2 separate regions of the Homo sapiens genome follow, and region 2 is linked to region 1. A link is a loop called in an ENCODE intact Hi-C map of the cell type or tissue named here. Cell type or tissue: CD4-positive, alpha-beta T cell. All regions are shown on one strand. Links, peaks and the distances in the headings refer to the core of each region. The heading gives the core; the rest is flanking DNA.

The links. Hi-C counts contacts between places; a loop is a spot of excess contacts. Peaks named below come from ENCODE experiments on the same cell type or tissue, not always from the same donor. Only the 100,000 strongest peaks of a DNase experiment are listed, where the experiment ranks them.
Region 2: a loop joins it to region 1, with 2.2 times the contacts of the local background. A loop is called at or near these places in 7 of 110 quality-filtered maps.

Annotation. Positions count from the first base shown.
Region 1 is chr10:131,968,269-131,978,768 of GRCh38, reverse strand. BNIP3 (BCL2 interacting protein 3) reads left to right here. Exons shown (of 6, transcript NM_004052.4): 2 at 4,826-4,976; 3 at 5,651-5,735; 4 at 7,799-7,905; 5 at 7,982-8,131; 6 at 10,200-10,500. The coding sequence ends at 10,245. It also overlaps a transcript of PPP2R2D not described here. Among named protein-coding and RNA genes, the nearest start is that of BNIP3, 8.4 kb to the left of the region's middle. RefSeq lists an enhancer at 5,632-6,502. In CD4-positive, alpha-beta T cell, for the core only: no CTCF peak of the experiment used is centred there; DNase peaks (open chromatin) are centred at 5,508 and 5,908; H3K4me3 peaks cover 1,401 bases; H3K27ac peaks cover 1,967 bases.
Region 2 is chr10:132,146,210-132,155,573 of GRCh38, reverse strand. It overlaps JAKMIP3 (Janus kinase and microtubule interacting protein 3), which reads right to left. Exons shown (of 24, transcript NM_001323087.2): 14 at 7,524-7,622; 15 at 6,064-6,162; 16 at 5,533-5,592; 17 at 2,551-2,616; 18 at 1,747-1,815; 19 at 1,584-1,661. Among named protein-coding and RNA genes, the nearest start is that of JAKMIP3-AS1, 36 kb to the left of the region's middle. RefSeq lists enhancers at 7,284-8,246, 8,668-9,167, 9,168-9,364. In CD4-positive, alpha-beta T cell, for the core only: CTCF peaks have their summits at 4,381 and 4,591; no DNase peak of the experiment used is centred there.

The sequences.
Region 1 (10,500 bases), core at 4,902-7,401:
TGACATTTATCCCAGAGCTTTTTCAATCTATTTGCCTGGATTCCACCCCAGCATCCCAAATAGTCACTTTCAGAGTGGGCTGAGGCTAGGCTTTTGGAGAACAATGAAAAAACACCACAGGTGATTCTCCCTTCATAGCCAGAGTTGAGGTTGTCACCCCAGGTTAGGGCATAGGGTGGCCTTGAGAACTTGGCCCTGTGTTTACTCCACGTGGGGCTCGTGGCTGTGGCCCATGAATCCATGTTGAGGAATGGGACCCAGGGAGTTGCCCTGGGACATACAGAGGGCAGTGAATCGAAGGGATTCCCTGGAGTCTGTCACTGGAGGGAGAACTGCTTTGGGCACCTAGAAAAGCTGGATGTCAGATGATTTTTTTTTTTTTTTTTTACACAAAGTGAGAATAAGAAATGGATTAAGAACTCTTGTTGGACTGTATTTTGTCTCTGAGGCAGACCTATCAGTTTTCTTTTTGTACTGTGATATAAATATTTATAGTCTAGGCTTTTCAAAATCTCATCTACCTTGATATAGGAGGGAGGTAAGATTTACTGGCTGTGTGTCTTGTTAGCAATGTAAATTATAAGTGAGTGAGGAGGGGGAGGAACATGAGAGGGACGCGAAATGAGATTAGGAAGGAGGGCTTTTCTTGCAGCAGCAACAGCAGCACCTTTCCGTCTGGGGCCTAATTATACTACAGTGATTTGAAGTGTAAACTGCTTGTGATTATGAGCAAGTTTTCTAAGGTTATTAAGCAACCTTACTGTAAGCCCATCTTTCTTTGAAAAGGTGAACGATCCGAGTGGAGAACTGTAACACGTGAGTAGATACACAGCACGCTCCATTCTCCAGGAAGTGCCTTCCTTTCCTACGCGGTTGCTGTGGGTTAATAATAAAACTCCTGTCCCTTAGTAAATCATTCCTGGGAATACAGCTTTTGGGCCCAAAGTCATTAGCCATGGACAATCTGGAGTGAGTTTTTTTTCCTTGTTTCCTGGATTTTTAGGTCCTTTCTGGGGTGATGTTTAAAAAGCACTGCTTTGGTTCGAATGTGTTCCTCCATGTTGCCAGTGGGATGGTAGTAAAAGGTGGGCCTTTAAGAGGTGGCTCGGCCATAGGGGCTCCTCTCTAGTGAATGGGATTAGTGCTCTAAGGGGCTGGATGGAGGGAGGTGGGTCCCTCTGTAGCCTCATTGAAGGGATGAGGCAGGAAGGCCCTCAGCCGACACCAGATGTTGGTGCGTGGATCTTGGACTTCCCAGCCTCCAGAACAGAGATCAGTTTCTGTTCGTAAATCACTAAGTCTGTGGGATTCTGTTGCAGTAGCGCAGAGGATGACAGAGATACACTTGTCTCTCCTTCATCTTCCTCTCCCTGTTGTCTTCAGCCTGCCCCTTGTGTGATAGATTACAGTATGTGTTTGGTCTTGACCCTACCTACTTCCTGGTGCAGAGCACCTAAACCCCTGGGGCTTCCTGAGCAGTGTCTTTTTTTTTTGTTTGAGACACAGAGTTTCGCTATTGTTGCCCAGGCTGGGGGGCAGTGGCATGATCTCGGCTCACTGCAACCTCCCCCTCTCAGGTTCAAGGGATTCTTCTGCCTCAGCTTCCCGAGTAGCTGGGATTACAGGCGCCCACCACGCCCAGCTAATTTTGTATTTTTAGTAGAGACGGGGTTTCACCATGTTGGTCAGGCTGGTCTCTGACTCCTGACCTCAGATGATCTGCCCGCCTCGGCCTCCCAAAGTGCTGGGATTACAGGCATGAACCGCTGTGCCAATAAGTGTCTTAAGCATGTTTATTAAAGAAAGTAAAACAGTAAAAAGATGGTGACTCCATAGGCAGAACAACCTGACCAGTGTGTGCGTTATTCATAAAGTCACCCTATTAGCAGTGTACTCCAAAAGTGCTCCTTGGTTAACCATTTTTGGTGTAAGTTGTAAGGAGCCCCTTCAGAATACACTGCTAATACAGTGGCTCAAGGGTGGCCCCAGGATAGTTACTTGAGGTAGAAATTCCCAGGGCAGCCCCTCCTAGGAGGGGAGGGGACTGGAGATGGAGATGGGGGAGCCATGAGGTGCGGGTAGCATGGTTGGGGTTAGGGTTGGGACATGTGGGGTAAGTGGGAGTCTGGTTGCAGAGAGTGTGGTTGGGGTTAGGGTTGGGACGTGTGGGGTAGGTGGGGATCTGGGCTGTATGTCATTTCCATTTGTCTGCCCTGGAATTGTTTCTGGTAAACTGATAAATGTAAGTAAAGAGTTTTTCTGAGTTCTGTGAATTGTAGTAAATTACTGAACCTGAGGCAGGTGTGTGGGATCCCCTGAGTAGGTAGAGGCACTGGCAGAAATACGGGTAACCTGGACACCCCATTCTCTGCTTGCATCTGTGGGAACAGTCTTGTGGGCTCCACACTAAGTCTAGGTAGATAGAATGGAATTGAATCGTTGGACACCCCGGTGGTGGTGACTTGGTGTCCCACATTTGATGTTAAGAGTGGCATCAGAGAAGAGACACCACACCTTCAAGTTGCATTTGTGTTCCATATCGTCAGATAGCTGAACAACACTTTAGTCAAGTAAATTGAAGCAGGCCCAGAATCTGAATACTGTAGATTCAGCGGAGAAAGACAGCTGGCCAAAACAGAGGCTGTGGTGCCGTTCTCTCAGGGGCAGGCCATGGCTAGCCGGCCGCATGGCATCTTGAACCGCAGAGAGGGAAGGAGGGCTAGTGAACATCAGAGTACTTGGCAATACTGTCTGGTCAGATGAGCGGCTTCAGGAATGGTGTGGTCTGTACATCTCAGAAGGCACCATGTAGCCTCTGCCAGAGTGTGGGGCAGACTGGCCTGGGCCTTTCTCCTCCATTGAGCTCCAGGCTCCGAGACAGACCCTGGCTTGCCTTTGTATTAGGGATGTGCTTCGTGTAGGCCAGGACATGAGGCAACGTGAGAGGCCAAAGAGAACAATCATGCGTTCATTTGAAAATTTGTGTGATCATTTCGTTAGCAGCTTACTGGGAGACTGTTGATGGCATAAGTTGCAAATCCACTTTTCCTTCCTGGGCCTTCGGTTTGCTTTTTTCTGGTTAATATGAAATAGACTCTGCAACAAGTGGCGTATGGAGCCTAGGCCAGCCCTCTTTCAGGAGAGATGCCTCGTGTGTGTGGAAAGCTGTGCACCTGCCTTTGCTTCCAGCGAACATGACGGATGAAGAGGCTGCTCCTTTCCCCCTAATTGCATGGTGTTATTAGTGCTGTGTTGGTTTAAGGACAGTCAGCAGCTCAGGGTGATTATTCTGCTTACTAAAATTATAGTGACTGCAAAAATGAGATAATTCCATTGTTCTCGTCCATAAGTTTCCCTGTCTTTTGTGGCCTGCACTTTCCTCCCACTGCACTCCATCCTCCATACGCTACCAGAGGAAGCTCCTACCAGATTTGCTTTAAATAAATAAACCTATGACACAAAGTAGAGAGATTATCTGGGGCCCAGAAATAGACGTGTGCCTATATGCACGCTTGATTTCTGACACAGGAAGCAGCCAGCGCAGAGTGAGGCGGGAGCTGTCTGCAGTAAATGGGGCATCCGTCTCACATCAATGGGAAAATTAATCCATGTAGATTTTGGATCTAAATGTGACTGTCATAACAGTAGAGCTGTGTGAAAATAATAGAATAGAATATCTCAGCTCAGGAAGGGATTGCTGCATTTGACTGAATTAAAATCAAGAACTTCTGTACATCAGAAGACATCAGAAGTGAAAAGAACAAGCTACCGAGGGAAAGTTACTTGCAACATATTTAAATGCAGAAAAACATATATCTAGAATACAGAATTATCCCAGAATTGCACTTTTAGCAGTAAGGGAACGGGAGCAGCGTTCCAGCCTCAGTTTCTATTTATAATGGTGACATGGAAAAAATACTGCTGGATGCCCACAAATAAGAGAAAGACAGATAATAGAAAAGAATAAGAGATTCGAAGAACCAGTTCAAAAAAGATGCTATCCAGATGGCTAGCAAACTTGTAAAACCGTCTTCAACCTCGTTAGAAATTATATAAATGCAAAGTAAGCCACACGATGCAAGTCATAGAGGCTGGGCATGGTGGCTCACGCCTGTAATCCCAGCACACTGGGAAGCTGAGGTGAGAGGACTGCTTGGGCCCAGAAGTTCGAGACTAGCCTGGGCAATATAGCGAGACCCCATCTCCTAAAAAAAATAGCCAGGAGTAGTGGTGCATGCCTGTAGTTCCAGTTATTCCGGAGGTGTCAGCTAGAGGATGGCCTGAACCCAGGAGTTTGAGATTATAGTGAGCCTTCATCGTGCCACTGCACCCCAGCCTGGGTGACAAAGCGAGACTCCGTCTCGAAAAGAAACAAAAAATAGAGCTTAAACCTTTTAAAGAAAACTTCAAATCCCTTAAGCTTATGTTGACATTAGTGTTGTTGTTGTTTTTTTTAAAGACCTCTTTTTCCAAATAATAGCCTTTTTCTTATAAAAGCTCACTGCAAGGAAGTATTCTAATTGGATTCTGTTGACTCAGCAGAGTTATTGGACATTGGCTTGGTATAAAGGGACTGCAAGAGCTGGACAGATACATGGTCTCAGCCCCAGGGGGCTTCCTTCCTGTACCCAGGGAGTGTGTGCGTGGACAGTCACTGCCATGAGAGTGGGCAGAGGGATGTCTTCAAGTCGGGGTTGAGGGATGGTTCCTGGTGTGGCACCATTGCTACCTCTTGGAAATGGAAGGGCAGGCTGGTTAGATATCAAGAGCAGATTCCAGAGTGGGTAGAGAATTCCATCTGCGCCCCTTTTTTTGTCCCCATCAGGCTCCTGGGTAGAACTGCACTTCAGCAATAATGGGAACGGGGGCAGCGTTCCAGCCTCGGTTTCTATTTATAATGGAGACATGGAAAAAATACTGCTGGACGCACAGCATGAGTCTGGACGGAGTAGCTCCAAGAGCTCTCACTGTGACAGGTAGGCGCGCATCAACAAGTGTATGTGTTACAGTGCCGATGTCTTCAGTGGGTGACAGTCACAGCTGGAAGTGCCCGTGTCACCTCTAGGACAGTGGGCTGCTGTTCGCCTCGGGCCGCGTTCTGGACTGGCTCCTGCTGCAGTCCGTCCTTATATAGGAGCCTCGCCCTCTTTGGGGATGCAGTGACCTGGGACTTAGTCTGTGGGGAGCCATGTTCAAGTCATCAGTAGGCAGCGGAACAGCCACAAACCCCACTCTGAGAAACGCACTCACGCGCCTCAGCGGGGCTGTGGTCGCAGGAGGAGCGGTCCCTGGTTAGCAGTACTTCTGAGTGACTCCAAGGTAGAGTGGCCGACAGTGGTCAAAGGTCGCGTGCCCTTGAGAGCTGTGCAACAGACCCAGACCGTGAAGGCGGCAGGTGACAAAGCCAGCTGCTTGCCAGTTGCCCCTGCGTCTTCTCTGGAAGACTGGCTAGCTCACTCCTGTCGTGCTCAGCCAAAAGGGCTGAGGAAGAGTTTGGCTCTGGCAGGTGCTGGGTGGAAGGGAAGACGCGTACGCTGACTGGCTAGAGCCCCTCATCACGGAGGCGGTTCACTGCCTTTGGGGTTTGAGCTTCTAATGATAGAATGTTCACATGATGTTCTGTTTTTCCCATTCTATTCACATCGCCAAGCCCACCTCGCTCGCAGACACCACAAGATACCAACAGAGCTTCTGAAACAGATACCCATAGCATTGGAGAGAAAAACAGCTCACAGGTAAGCTGGAAGGAGAATGTGCAGTTGTAAAAGTATTTGTGATCTGTTTGTACAGGAAACGGTTTTAAATGTAATTGAGCACCTCAGAGAAAAGTCGGGCTTTAAGGGTGTTTCCTGCTTTAAAAAAAACAAAAAAGCGAAACAAAAAAACCAAGAAACTGTGGGTGGGAACATCCACAAGCACATGGGCTGGACACTCAGCTGAGCGGGGGAGGCGCCGAGTGGGACAGGCAGCGGGGGCCTCCTGTCCCTCCCTGCCTGCCATCAGGGATACACCGGAAAGGAGGAAGGGCTCCCTGGTGGCTGCAGCCTAGAGAGGAGGGAGGGACCATTGGAAGGGGTGGCAGTGAGCCAGCTACTGGCTGGTCTTTCCTCGTGGTTGCTGGTTGGACAGTGAGTGGGTTTTAATATTTGCATGCTGTGTGGGACTCAGGAGTTACCCACGGGGCCATCTAAGGCCATGTGGCCACTGTGGCTGTGACTCTGAGGTGTCTTCCTCATTAGACACTCACTACCTGCCGGAAATTACACCCTGTGCCTTTCCTAGCATTAGTCCTGAGCTAACTGGTGCCGGAGCAGTGTAGCATTAGCGGCTGATCAGCCTGATAATTTAGTGTAAGATCACTTTTTCTTCTTTTTTAAAAAAGTTTTTTTTGTAGAGACGGGGTCTCCCTGTGTTGCCCAGGGTGGTCTTGAACTCCAGGGCTCAAGTGATCCTCCCAAAATACTGGGACTATAGGTGTGAGATACTGTGTCCAGCCTAAGATGACTTTTCTGTTAACAGCTATTGAATGGGCTTTACAGAGCGGCCTTCAGCATTGTTGTGAAAGCGGAGTGAGTCTTAGAGGAAAAAGTGTACCTGGGGTTATTGCCTTGGTGTACTATCGTTCTCCCTTCCTACTCCGGCACAGATAGGGTTCGAGGCAGTGATCAGTACTGTCTTGCTCAGTTATATCTGGCAGTGCCTTACCTTGCTGCAGATGAGATGCGCGATGTGTTTTCTTGGGTGTTCGTTGCTGGTGAGAACTTTGACGACGGACTGTGTTCTGTATTTTGGAAGCTCTGTGAGGAAGCATGGCCTTCCAGGCAGGGTTAGTAGCTGACCCTTCCGTGCTAGCGCTTCCCTCAAGGCTTTCTTCACCAAGGAAACAAGGAGTCCCTGTTACCCAGGCTTTCTCAGGGACATCCCCTGGCCCCACTCCGAGGGGCAGCATGATTTCGGGAGCCCCAGGAGCCCTGGCTGTGGGTGTGTGGGTGCATCCAGGGCGTGCGGCCTGCTCCTGGGCACTTGGGGCTGTACCCAGCTTGGGTGTACCCAGATGTTTGGTGGGTTTGGGGAGCTATATTCTTGAGTATTTTCAATTTTATTTCTTTTTTTTTGAGACAGGGTCTTGCCGTTTTCACTGTTTTACACAAAACTTCCCCTAGTTTTAAAAGGAATTAGATGTTCAGGTACAGAATTTTGAAAATGCAAAAAAGTAGAGAAAAACACTTAGACTCTCAGATTTAAAATCCTCTTTAATGTTTCGTGCTGTTATATAATTCTGAGGATTTGGCCGCAGCTGTGGTTATGTGGACATTTCTGCCTTTTCCCTCCTGCTTATCCCGGAAGCATCTTGTAAACCTGCTCACTATACAGTGTCCCTTCCTTCGTCATGTCCCTGTTTTGAGCCGTTTTCGGCTGTTTTCATTTTCTTTTCTTATAACCAGTGCTGCCGTCACCATCTTTGCCCTCATGTCACGTGACTTCCCTAGGACAGTGTTTGCCGCTGTCAGTACCCCCAGAATCTCACAGTGAACCAAATGTATTTACGCCCTGAGTGGGGCTCCCCCAGAGGTGATCTGTCCCTGGAGGCGGCGAGCGTGCTGTGAGCCGGGAGTGCGGCGCGGCCCGGGGAAGGCCCCCAGCCCCAGGACTCCCCTTGGACCACGGTCCGAGGCACTGACATGTGCCTCTGGGCTCTTGAATTGAGCCTGCGGATCTGAAGCTCGGGTGGGAGCTGGGTGCTTTCCCGTGTCACGTGTGGTACACTGATCTGCCTTTAACATTGACTTTATCTTAGTCTGAGGAAGATGATATTGAAAGAAGGAAAGAAGTTGAAAGCATCTTGAAGAAAAACTCAGATTGGATATGGGATTGGTCAAGTCGGCCGGAAAATATTCCCCCCAAGTGAGTGTGTTCTCAGTGTCACGGGGGCACCCCTTGACAGAGGACACATCAGCTGACACGTTTCTTCCCGCCTCAGGGAGTTCCTCTTTAAACACCCGAAGCGCACGGCCACCCTCAGCATGAGGAACACGAGCGTCATGAAGAAAGGGGGCATATTCTCTGCAGAATTTCTGAAAGTTTTCCTTCCATCTCTGCTGCTCTCTCATTTGCTGGCCATCGGATTGGGGTAGGTGATGTGACTGTGTGACTCCTGTCATGGCATGTCGTGGGGCGATTCTGGGTTGCAGTGATTTATTCGTAACCTGTTTCCTGAAGTCCAGATCATCAGTTACAGCTTGGTGCATTTTCACAAACACCCACGTAGTCACTGTTCAGGTCCAGAAACCACCAGCCTGCAGCCCCCAAAGGCCCCAGCACAGGCGCCCTGTGGTGCTGCTGTCTGGCCTGACGAGTCTGCCTGTTGCTCACTGAATATAAACGGAGTCAAAGCAGGGCTTCTTAGGTCTGACCTCTTTGTCCTGTGTGTAGGTGAAAGCAGTCTCATTTCTGTGTAGTACTGTGGCGGGAATGCACCCAGCTCTGCTGTAGGTGGAGGGTCTCAGTTACCTGCTGTACTTCCTCCAGACAGGACTGTTGTTCTAGTAACTCTCAGCAATGAAGGAACCAATGCAGTCTCCGACTTTACTGGCTTGAGTTTCGCTCTTGTTGCCCAGGCTGAGTGCAGGGGCGTGATCTCGGCTCACTGCAGCCTCTGCCTCCTGGGTTCAAGCGACTCTCCTGCCTCAGCCTCCTGGGTAGCTGGGATTACAGGTGCCCACCACCAGGCCTGGCTAATTTTTGTATTTTTAATAGAGACGGGGCTTCGCCACGTTGCCCAGGCTGATCTCGAACTCAAGGGATGGCTCACCTCGGCCTCCAAAGTGCTGGGATTACAGGCGTGAGCCACCGCGCCTGGCCTTTCCTGGCTGCTTATACTCACTCACCCTGCAGAAAACACAGAGACCAGGCAGGCGCCGCTGTGGGTTCTGAAGAGCGTTCGCCGCAGCGGTGGTGAAGAGCCAGAGCGGGAAGCCAAAACGGCTCCTCCTCGGGCTGGTCCCAGCCTCTCAGCGGGGAGGAGGGCTCTAGTCCTGGCGTGCAGACAGTGTTCTGTGGCTGCCGTGTGTTGGACAGACTGGAAAGACCGGAATGCCACTGGGGGCAGGTGGGTTAGGTAGGTTGGCCAGAGGGCTCACATCTGGGGTTGAAGGAAACGGGATAAAAGCCACTGAGTTTCCTGGGCCGGGACCTGAGCGCTGCCCGTGTCTCCACCTCGCCCTCCCGTGTGCGTGGCTTTCTCCTAGCTCTTGGGCACATTCTCACGTCCCCCCCATAACCCGTCACCTTCATTTCTGCTGGTGCTTTTGGGAGTCAGACCTACAGACTGCATCAGCATCACCAGGCAGTTTGCTTTCTGGAGCCTTTTCCAGAACTGTCAAGCAGACTCTGGGGGCAAGGCCTCGGGATCCTCATTTTAAATACAAGGTTTAAGCCCTTCGTTTCAGGATGGATTTCTGCAGCCACTACTTCCCAGCTACTGTCCTTCGTCCTGCCCGGGTTTTCAGAGCCTGATGCTGCCACTGGCGACCCACACCCCCTCAGCTGCTTTTCAGAACCACACGATAAAATCTGCCCCGAAAGCTGCTGCAGCACTGTCTGCGCTCACAGTGCCCACCACACCACCGCCCACAGGCCAGGCCAGCCAGGCTTCCGATTCTGCCCTTTCCTGGAGACCCATCCTCCTCCCTCCGGGAGTGATGCCCGCTGGTCAGCTGGAGCGAGCCTCTCTATTGCCGAAAAGCCTTTTCTGACACTCCTGCATCTTTAGTTTGGGACATCTCTCCCACTACCAAACTTAAACCACATGAGGGCAGGGGCTTCATTTTTAAGCAGTTGGCTTTGGTGAGGCTGGTGGTGATGAACTAGCAACACCATCTTGCCCTGGTAGGTGACTTCCCCCAGCACTGAGTTGGAACAAAGCAGAAGCTTTCTGTGTGGAAACAGCATTCGGTTTGGTGATCCTTCTATGTAAGAATACGATCTGATGTTTTCTAAGTTAATTAATACAAAATACATATTGATAAAACACTAGATAAAAGATCACAGATAGATTCATTACAAAATTTTTATAATGGGTATAAAATCACCAGTCCCCTTGCATAAGCTCTAACCACAGTGAGCTACCCTGTTTCAGCTGTAACACAGTCTCCTGTGAATCACAAGATACATTAACTACTGATAATTTTTCTGTGAAGGATCTATATTGGAAGGCGTCTGACAACCTCCACCAGCACCTTTTGATGAAGAACTGGAGTCTGACTTGGTTCGTTAGTGGATTACTTCTGAGCTTGCAACATAGCTCACTGAAGAGCTGTTAGATCCTGGGGTGGCCACGTCACTTGTGTTTATTTGTTCTGTAAATGCTGCGTTCCTAATTTAGTAAAATAAAAGAATAGACACTAAAATCATGTTGATCTATAATTACACCTATGGGATCAATAAGCATGTCAGACTGATTAATGTCTACTGTGAAAATTTGGTAGTAAATTTTCATTT
Region 2 (9,364 bases), core at 3,286-5,785, 180 kb before region 1:
ACAGCAACTGACATGGGCCTTACACCCCCACCCAGGATGCTAGGTGCCTGGTGTGGCTGTTCTTTGCTCTGTAGGCTTCTGCGTTTGAGCCCTGGCCCCTCTGTGTGAGGAACTCACATCCACAAGTGCAGGAAGGAGAGATGCCTAGTGCAGCAGTCATGGCTGTGGGCACAGGAGAAGAATGCTGACATTCGACTCCTGCCTTCATTCTGACTGCGTGTCCTTGGGCAGGTCACCAGCTTCTGTGCCTGGCTGGCCAGACCAGTGCCTGCCACATAGGAAAGGCTCTTGAGTAGGCTGTCATTATAACACTATCATTACCATCCTCATCACCACCACCACCATCATCACCATCATCATTGATCACTATTGTCACCATCATGATCACCATCATCACCACCACTACCACCACTGTCATGATCATCACCACCATATCACCACCATCACCATCATCATGACCATCATCGCCACCATCATCATCACTACCTCCAGCAGCATCACCATTACCACTACTACCACCATGTCATCATGATCATTGCCATCATCATCACCATAACCATTATCATCATCATCATAATCACCATCATCCCCATCATGATCACCATCATGATAACCATTATCACCATCATAATCACCATCATCACCATCCCACTACCACCACCGTCATCATGATCACGATCATCACCATCATCATCACCACCACTATCACCACCATCACCACCACCACCGCCACCACCATCACCATTGCCATTGCCAGCACAATCATCACCACCACCATTGTCATCATCACCATTATCATCACTATCACTCTGAGAGTTCCCAGGCTGAACTTGGCCCCAGGAATGAGCATTTTCATCCCAGCCCACTTTCCCTTGCTTTGAGTAGCCAAGCAGGTCTCCTCACAGGCATGAGGGTCAAGACCCTGCCTGCTGGGCTGGGTCCCGAGGTGAACCTCTTGGTGGTGACACTTGTCTTTCCACAACATGGCCTGATATCCTCCTGGTCGTACCTTCCGTCACGTGATAGGAGTCCAGCAGGGACAGATGATTTTGCTTGTGCAGTCACGGGGGAAGTAGCTCCCAGCGGGGAACCCAGTTCTGAAGCCTAGTTTTCAACCTAGAAACGTCCTATGCTCCTCCCAGCCACACCAGATGAAATAGAACAAGACCACACCTCCCACTAGTGAGCAGGCTGTTGTCCCAGAACAGCCACCAGTTTCTCCAGTTCCTCAGGGGAAGGGTGGGAGGTAGACACCAGCCCACACCAACACCTGGATGGCCTTCAGGAATCCGGGCATGTTTCTGTGCTTGAGTGACCTGCACAAAGGCTGTAGAACATTCTCACTGCACAGTGTGGGTTTAGGCCTCCTCAACTAATCCTGCTCCGTTTATGAAGCTCCAAGTGAAGACCCCATCAGGCAGCTCTGGAGAGCCAGAGCCTGCTGTGCAGGTGTCATTAGGGGCCATTAGGGGCCCTGCGACCTGGCCCACATGGGCACCTGAGGCACTGCTGGGCACCTGAGCCACGTGGCCGTTTCAGCCCAGTGCCCCTCCCCGGGGTTCCAGCAGTCTCGTGCCTCTCACCTTGTTGGCCTGGTCCAAGGCCTGTTTCCGGTAGTCCAGCTCCTCGTCCAGGTAGCCCTTCTGCTTACTGAACAGCTCCTGAAACACAGGAGGGCCATGCCTCGGTCTCGGATGTCCCACCTGCAGCACCGAGCCGCAGAACCTCGGTGAAGGTGCCACCAACCTTCTCGCTCTCCAGATCCACCATCTTCCGCTGCAGCGCCGCCTCTGTCTCCTCAATCTGCTGGAGCCACTGGACACAAACAGAACAAGCAGGACAGTGACCCCTAGGGTCCCCCACCCCGGCTCGTGGAGACAGCTGGGAGAAAAGCCAGGACAGCCTGGGTCTTCCTTCCTCTTCTCCTTAGGGAGGGGAGAGCACAGCCCTCTCCAGGGAGTTGAGGCTGCGCTGGCATCATGGCCCCACCCCTCCCACCCTCCAGGTGTCCAGGAAGTCTACCCCTGACACCTTCTCCAGGAGAGGAGGGACACTAGCTTGGGGCACCGTAGGAGAGACACATCTGCAGAGCTCTGCCAGGACAGGCGGGGAGGGGTGGCCTGTTTCTCCAAACCCCTATGTGCCAGGAGCACCCCTTCTCCTTGCTGTGGGAGGCCCAGCTCACCAGGCAGGTCAGGGCTAGGGGTGGGACTAGGAGCAGGTAGTGGGCTGGGTGGCCCCAGAAGGGGGTCAGGGTAAGTTGAACAGAGAACGCTGCCTGCAGACTCACCATACCTTCCCGCCTTTGGGAGGAAACGCAGACAGGGTTGGTGACAGAGCAAAGTGGAGCCGAATCTGTCCTTTGCAAAGATGCACAGTGGGTGCTGTCTGACCTGAGTGTGTCAGATCTCCCAGGGCAGACGGGGCTTAGTGGACCCCCCAAACCCGGCCCTGCAGGCCCTCCTCCCGAGATCACCACCTCTGAGCTGAGCAGGGCAGGAGACCCCAGGAGCCCGGCCCTCTCCCGACTGTCCACACAGCTGCTGTTACCTTTTCGGCCAAGGTCAGGACTGTCCTGGCTTGTATGACAACCACCTGCTCCTCATTGGTCAGGTTCTGCACCCAAAAGCAGAACACAGGTGCGGTCAGAAGCAGTGCCTTTGGGGGTGAGGGTGAGTGATGGATGCATGGGGAAGCTGACTGGGGAGGCTGACTGGGGACGCCTGGGTGGGGGCCAGAGCTAAAAAGTGCTTTGACTGACATCTCCCTCCCAGCATCTCTGACACCCTTGACTTGAGCTTGTTCCCTCCGGGTGCTGCCGATTTTGTTTTCTCTCATTCTCCCTCTGCTGGTAATCACCAGGTCTAGGTAACCAGCTGAGGCAGATGCGTATGCGCTGCTCAATGCAGGCAGGCCACCAATACATCCCCAGCAGTGGCTGCTGCTCTGCCCAGCCTCTGTCCCCTTCTGTGTTTAAAGCCAGCCTCTGCATATGCACCTGTGGTTATTAAAACACCACTTGGGAACAGTGGAGGAGAGACCACATGTTCATGGCTGTGAAATGGCTGAATCCCTGGAAGGTTTTGTCTCTTTTATGCATGTTTTATTCATGCTTCCTCCCCAACCGAGGGGCCCCTGGGTGGCCCTTCTGGGTAGAGTGATTATGGCTTTCGATGTGGGCACCTCACACTCTCAGACTCTGCTGCAGCCTGCATCCAGACCAGGGCTGCCTGACTCCAGCTCGTGGGGCCTCTCTGATTCTTGCCAGCTCACTCCAAAAGCCCTGTCCATGCCATTCTCTCCCTAGAGTGCAAGCTCCCTAACAGCAGGCATCTCTTGCTGTCCCCCAACCCCAAAGTCTGCACAGGGTCTCCCACAGGGGGGAGTCAGGCTCAGTCTGTAGTCCATGGTGGGGGCCAGCTGCACTCCTGACTCAGGCAAGAACCTCATCCTGCATGGCTGGGGCCAGGTGCCCTCATCTCTCCTGCCCTGCTCCCTTCTCCCATGGCAGGGCTGGGCAGGCCACAGACCTCTCCCAACACTTTAAGTTGGGGAGGCTGAGCAGGTGGCTTCAGGGTGACTGAGGGAATCTACCCAGATGTGATTAAACCACAAGTTGCATGTGAAGTCAACACTGATTGCACAGCCAGGCTTGAAGGGCCACTGTCAGCCCACTGTCAAGAGCTCCCCAGCATCTCCACAGGTCCCCTGAGCTTAAGCCTGGCCATGAGCCCTCCAGTATCCAACCTCCTCTGTCCCTGGGCTCTGTGACAATGGCCTCAGAGGCTGCATGATGACTGCAGGGCTGTCACACTCAGTGGCACTCTTGGTGGACAGCTATGGGGCTGGGCAGGAACCCTGAAATAGGCCTGGGTGGGGCTGGGTACCCCCAACTCTGCCACTACATCAGCTCTGTGACCCTGGGCAGTGCCTTTGGGGACTCAGCTTCTCCAACTGTGAATCAGAGTTGCCCAATACAGTTCCCAAGACCTCATGATGGGGCTGATACCCAGGACTGGACCCCAGAGATGTCAGGTCCACGGCCACCCTGCTGTGGCTCTTCGGCCACCTATGACCACAGTGGAGCCCCCAGCTCTGAGAGAAGCAGACCCACACCCAGAGCCTCCCTGCTGAAAGTACCCCTGCCCTGTGCCTCACTGCTCCCCAGGGGCTGGGCAGGCAAGGGGAGAAGGGAGTCCTCGGATGCAGAGCACTGGATGGAGGAAGTGGAAGGTCAATGAAGGTAGGATGAGGGATGGATAGATGGATGGATGGAGGGAGGGGATGTGGATAGGTGGAAGGATAAAGGATGAAGGATGGAAAGATGGATAAATAGCTTATGGAGGATGGATGAATGAATGAATGATGGAGGATGCATAGATAAATTATGGAGGGTGGATGGATTGATGGATTTTGGAGAATGGATGAATGAATGGAGGATGAAGGAAGGATGGATGGAGAATGAATAGATGGATTATGGAGGATGAATGGGAGATGGATGGATGGGTGAAAGGTTAATGGGTAGAGGATGGTAGATGGAGAAGGAATGGATGGAGGATGGTGGATAGAGGACAGATGGAGGATGGAGAATGAATGGATTAGGGATGATGGATGATAGATAGATGGAGGATGGATGGACAGATTGTGGATGATGGATAAATGGATGGATTAAGGATGATGGATGAAGGATAGATGAAGGATGAAGGATGGATAGATGGATTATGGAGGACGGATAAATGAATTGTGGAGGACAGATAGATGGATTATGGAGGATGGATAAATGAATTGTGGAGGACGGATACATGGATTATGGAGGACGGATACATGGATTATGGAGGACGGATAGATGGATTATGGAGGACGGATAGATGGATTATGGAGGACGGATAAATGAATTGTGGAGGATGGATACATGGATTATGGAGGATGGATGGATGGATTACACAGGATAGATAGATGGATGGATATAAGACAGAGCATGAATGAAGGGCTAGGTAGATGGTGCATTGATGGGGAATAAATGGATGGAGAGCAGAGGATTAGTAATGGGCGGATGAAAATTGGGATGAAGAGGTGCATTATTTTGCCCACTCAGTAATTAACATTCTTTCAAGGAGTTTGCTATAGAAATTGGAACTCTGCCCCAAATGAAATTTAGGAGTTATCTATAGAGTCTGCTTTTCCCCCAAGCCAAGGAAGTGGAACCCCTAAGGGTCTTGGTTTGTCTAAGAGCAACAGCCCCCTATCCTCATGGCAAGTATGGAAGGGCTGAGAGATCCCAGAAGCTGGGCAATGTGATGGGAAGTGCCATCAGCTGGAAGAACCAGGTGTGCACAGCAGAGGCCCCAGTGGGCCCTGGAGCAGTGTGAGGAAGGCTCCGATTCTGAGCAGGCTCTGGGCCTAGTGGAGGGTCTCAGGCAGGGTGGCCCATGGCAGGGCTGTGGGAGGCTGGCAGGGCCTCCTGGACCCCAGAGGGGCTGGGCTGGGGGTTGTGGGTGTAAGAGGCATGCACAAGCCAGGAGAGCGACATACACTTACGGCGTTATCGCCCAGGATGTCCAGCTTCTTCATCAGCTCCGCAACCACAATGTCCTAAGGCACAGAGGACAGGTAGGGGTGAGTGGCCACGGGGTGGGCAGAGGGGGTGGGGAAGGACAGGGCAGGGAAGGGCGGAGGGGAGGTGGTGGGGGTGGGGGAGGGGGAGGGGAGGGGCAGGGGTGAGGTAGGGCAGGGTGGGGGCAGGGGTGAGGTAGGGCGGGGTGGGGGCAGGGGTGAGGTAGGGTGGGGTGGGGGCAGGGGTGAGGTAGGGCGGGGTGGGGGCAGGGGTGAGGTGGGGCAGGGGTGAGGTGGGGGGGTAGGGGTAGGGTGGGGGCAGGGAGGGGGTGAGGTGGGGCAGGGAGGGGGTGGGGCGGGGGTGGAGAGGGTGGGGCGGGGGCGGAGGGGGTGGGGCGGGGGCGGAGGGGGGTGGGGCGGGGGCGGAGGGGGGTGGGGCGGGGGCGGAGAGGGGGTGGGGCGGGGGATGGGTGAGGTGGGGGCGGAGTGGGCAGGAGGGGCGGGACTCACCGTCACACCTTCGGCCTCGCAGTACACCTGGAGGGGGCTCTTCCCGTCCACGAAGGGCGTGTGGTGGAAGCTGATGGCGGGTGACTTCCTCTCCCTCTCCTAGGACAGAGGGACAGAAGGGTGAGCCGCTCCCCTCCCATCCCTTCCCTCTAAGAGGACTGTGCTGGGGCCTGAGGAACACGGGCCAAGACCATGGAACCAGGGATCAACACAGCATTTATGAAAACCAAACCGCAGCGGCAGCAGTGGTGGCAGAATCTGCACTGGACCTGGACCTGCCCACAAGGACTGCCCCTGTATATTCGCTGACCCCAGATGTGCCGGGCAGAGTTCATCACACTCTGGCCACGTGGCCTGGGCAGTCCCACCCTGAGCCCACGGGCACATCCCTCAGTGAATCCCAGGGGCTATGGGGAGGATCAGGGGAGGGGCTGCAGGTTGCATCCCCTTCAGGTCTGACCAGAGGAGCCTCTGGAGAACACAGGCTGGCAGTGCTGCCACTGTCCCCACAGGCAGGCCCACGTGGCCGAGGTCGTCCACACATGGAGTGACCACACAGCTGCCCTGTCCTCCGGCAGTGGACGGGCAGACTCTTAAGAGGCGGCTCCAGCTGGACTGTGAGGCTCCAGGTGCTGGCCTGAGACGGAGGCCTCGGGGCTGTGTGTGGTGCTCGGCAGGGGCGGCCCCTGTGTGGGCCACTTCCTCCCAGCCCCACAGGTGGACCACCCTTGCCGTGAAACAATCACAGCGACGTGGCTGCCCACACCCAGCCTGAGCTGCCCGTGGGATTCCCCTCCTCCCTCCTCCTGTGCAGGTCATGGCAGAGGACACAGGGCCAGGGATGGCAGGGCACAGGCAAAGGGCTCCCAGTCACCGCGTGGCCCCCACTGTCCTCACTCAGGGGCAAGAAACAAACGTCTGCCGACGGCGGAGGCCTGGACAGAGCCCCACACCAGCTGCAGCAGGGCCACGGGGGCGGATGGAGGACGGGCGGATGGAGGACGGACGTGCCGGCTCCTTGGGGGTGGATGGAGGACGGGCGGATGGAGGACGGGCAGATGGAGGACGGACGTGCCAGCTCCTCACCCCACAGGTCTGGAGCAGATGCTGCACTGTCACCCGTCGTGCTTTTGTTTTGTTTTCCCTGCATGACACTGAGCGCCACGGGCCATTTCCCCCATATTTACACGTGCTTTGGGCGGCTGGCCTCATCCTTCGTATGAAGAGGTGGTCCCTGCCTGACACTGAGCTCCATGGCCCATGTTCCCCATTGGATGTTTGGACGGCCGGTATGAAGAGGTGGCGGTTTACGGCCATTTGCCTCTTTCCTCCCTGACGCAGCCTTTTGGGTTCATGTTCATGTTCATGTTCATGTTCAGGGCTTTGTGTGGGTTAGGAAGGCTGAGGACTAGATCCCTGACACAGCCACAGGCCACAGTGCTGGCCATCCACTCAGCTACCTCAAGCTCCAGGATCCTGAACTCCAGCAGCTCGTTTTGGTCTCTGGCGTCCTGCACCTCGTGTCTGAGCCGAGCCTCTTCCGTCTCCATTTGTTTGATCTGCAACATAAAAGATGCATGAGGTGAGGGGTCTGGTTCTCTCTCACCAGAGGTCTTGGGAGGTCAACTCCAGGCTGACGGGACAGCTGCTGGCTGCCGGGGAGGCCGGCTGGCCTGGTACCCAGCCCTGGAAGCGCCTCACAGCCCTCGGTATGTTTGGGTTTGTCCTAGTGAGATAGCCTAGCCATCCGGTGGTGGGTGGGGCTGGGCAGGCAGCACCGCATACCACAAGCCAGGAGCCTGGCGATCATATCGGGGCCCTGAGCTTGGGTGGCCCCTGGACAGGGATGTGGAAGGGAGGCCGTCAAGGATAAACGTCTCCAGCAGGGGCTGTACATCACAAGCCAGGAGCACGGGGGCCTTAGCGGGGCTCTGAGCTAGGATGAGGAAGGGAGGCCGTGGAGGGTAAATGTCCCAGGTGGCTCCCGGGTGCCCCTTGGAGCCCAGGCTGTGCCCAATGGAAGGAGCGGGTACCACGGCTGCCTGGCCACCGGAATTCACTTGGCTAATTAAGGAGCTGTTTAAACGGAACCAGTTACGAGTAAACCGGATGCAGGAGTCCCCCACCCCTTCCAAAGGGTCAAGTGACACGGCCCACGGCATGTGTCCTCAGCAGCCTCATGAGGGCAGGGGCCACCAGGGGCAGACAGCTGTGTCCATCCCCTGAAGCTGAGCTCCAGGGACTGAGGGACCTGCTCTGATGCTCAGGGGACCAAGATAAACTCAGAAGCATTGCATCCTTGGAGTGAGCCGGCTCAGTGGGAGCTGGACCCCCTTGCAGGGCCAGCTGTGTACTGCTGCACAGTGGGCCTGCCGTGGAACACCTGCAGGGCCAGGAATGTGATCTGCACCCAGTGTAGCCAGAAAAAAGCATGGCTCCAAGTGTGCACATGCGCATGTGTGTACGTGCACAAGCATTTCCATGTGCGTGCCAGCATCTCTGTGTGCATGTCTTCAAGTGTACATGCCAGCATTTACGTGTGTGCGTGTTCAAGTGTGCACGCAGGCATTTACGTGTGTGCGTGTTCAAGTGGGTGCCCTTAAGTGCACGTGGATCTCTGCCTGTGCCGGCATTTACGTGGCACACACAGCACTGTGCTGAGCCCTGTGGAAACGCACTTCTAATTTAAGAGATGTTCCGTGTGTCCACGGGAAACATGGGGGTGTCGTTCGCCATTCAAGATGCAAACCAAGCCTAAAGCAGGACCCCCAGAGGGCACGACCAGCCCTGGGCTGGCAGCAGTGCAGAGTCTGCATTGGACGCCTCTGTTTGTCTGAAGCTCTGTCCTGTTGGCACAGATCAGACTCATCAGCCAGGCTACCCTAGCTTCTCCCCAGAGGGCCGCACCTGCCAGCGTGAGACATCGCTGCCTCCTCAGGACACCTGTCCCTGCCCATGGACAAGTGGGGTGGGGGTCACACAGAGCACCCCTCACCTGTGCGTGGTAATGACAGCCCTGCTGGCCTTCCTGCCCCTGGACCCGTAGCCAGCCCCGCCCCTGCCTCATGCCACATCACCTGCTCCCACAGTTGTGAGGTGCACCCCTCTTGGGATGGCCCTGGACTGCCCAGACCTAAGTCTAGGGCCCTCGGTGCTGTGACTCCCTCTTTAACCCAGTGCAGGGAGCAGCTGAGCCAGGTGGGCCTGATGTGGTGGGAGGTGCCGAGAGAAACCTGCACTCCCTTCCCTGCACCTCAGGCAGAAGCTAAGGCCACTGAGAGCAGCCTGGCCACACATCGCA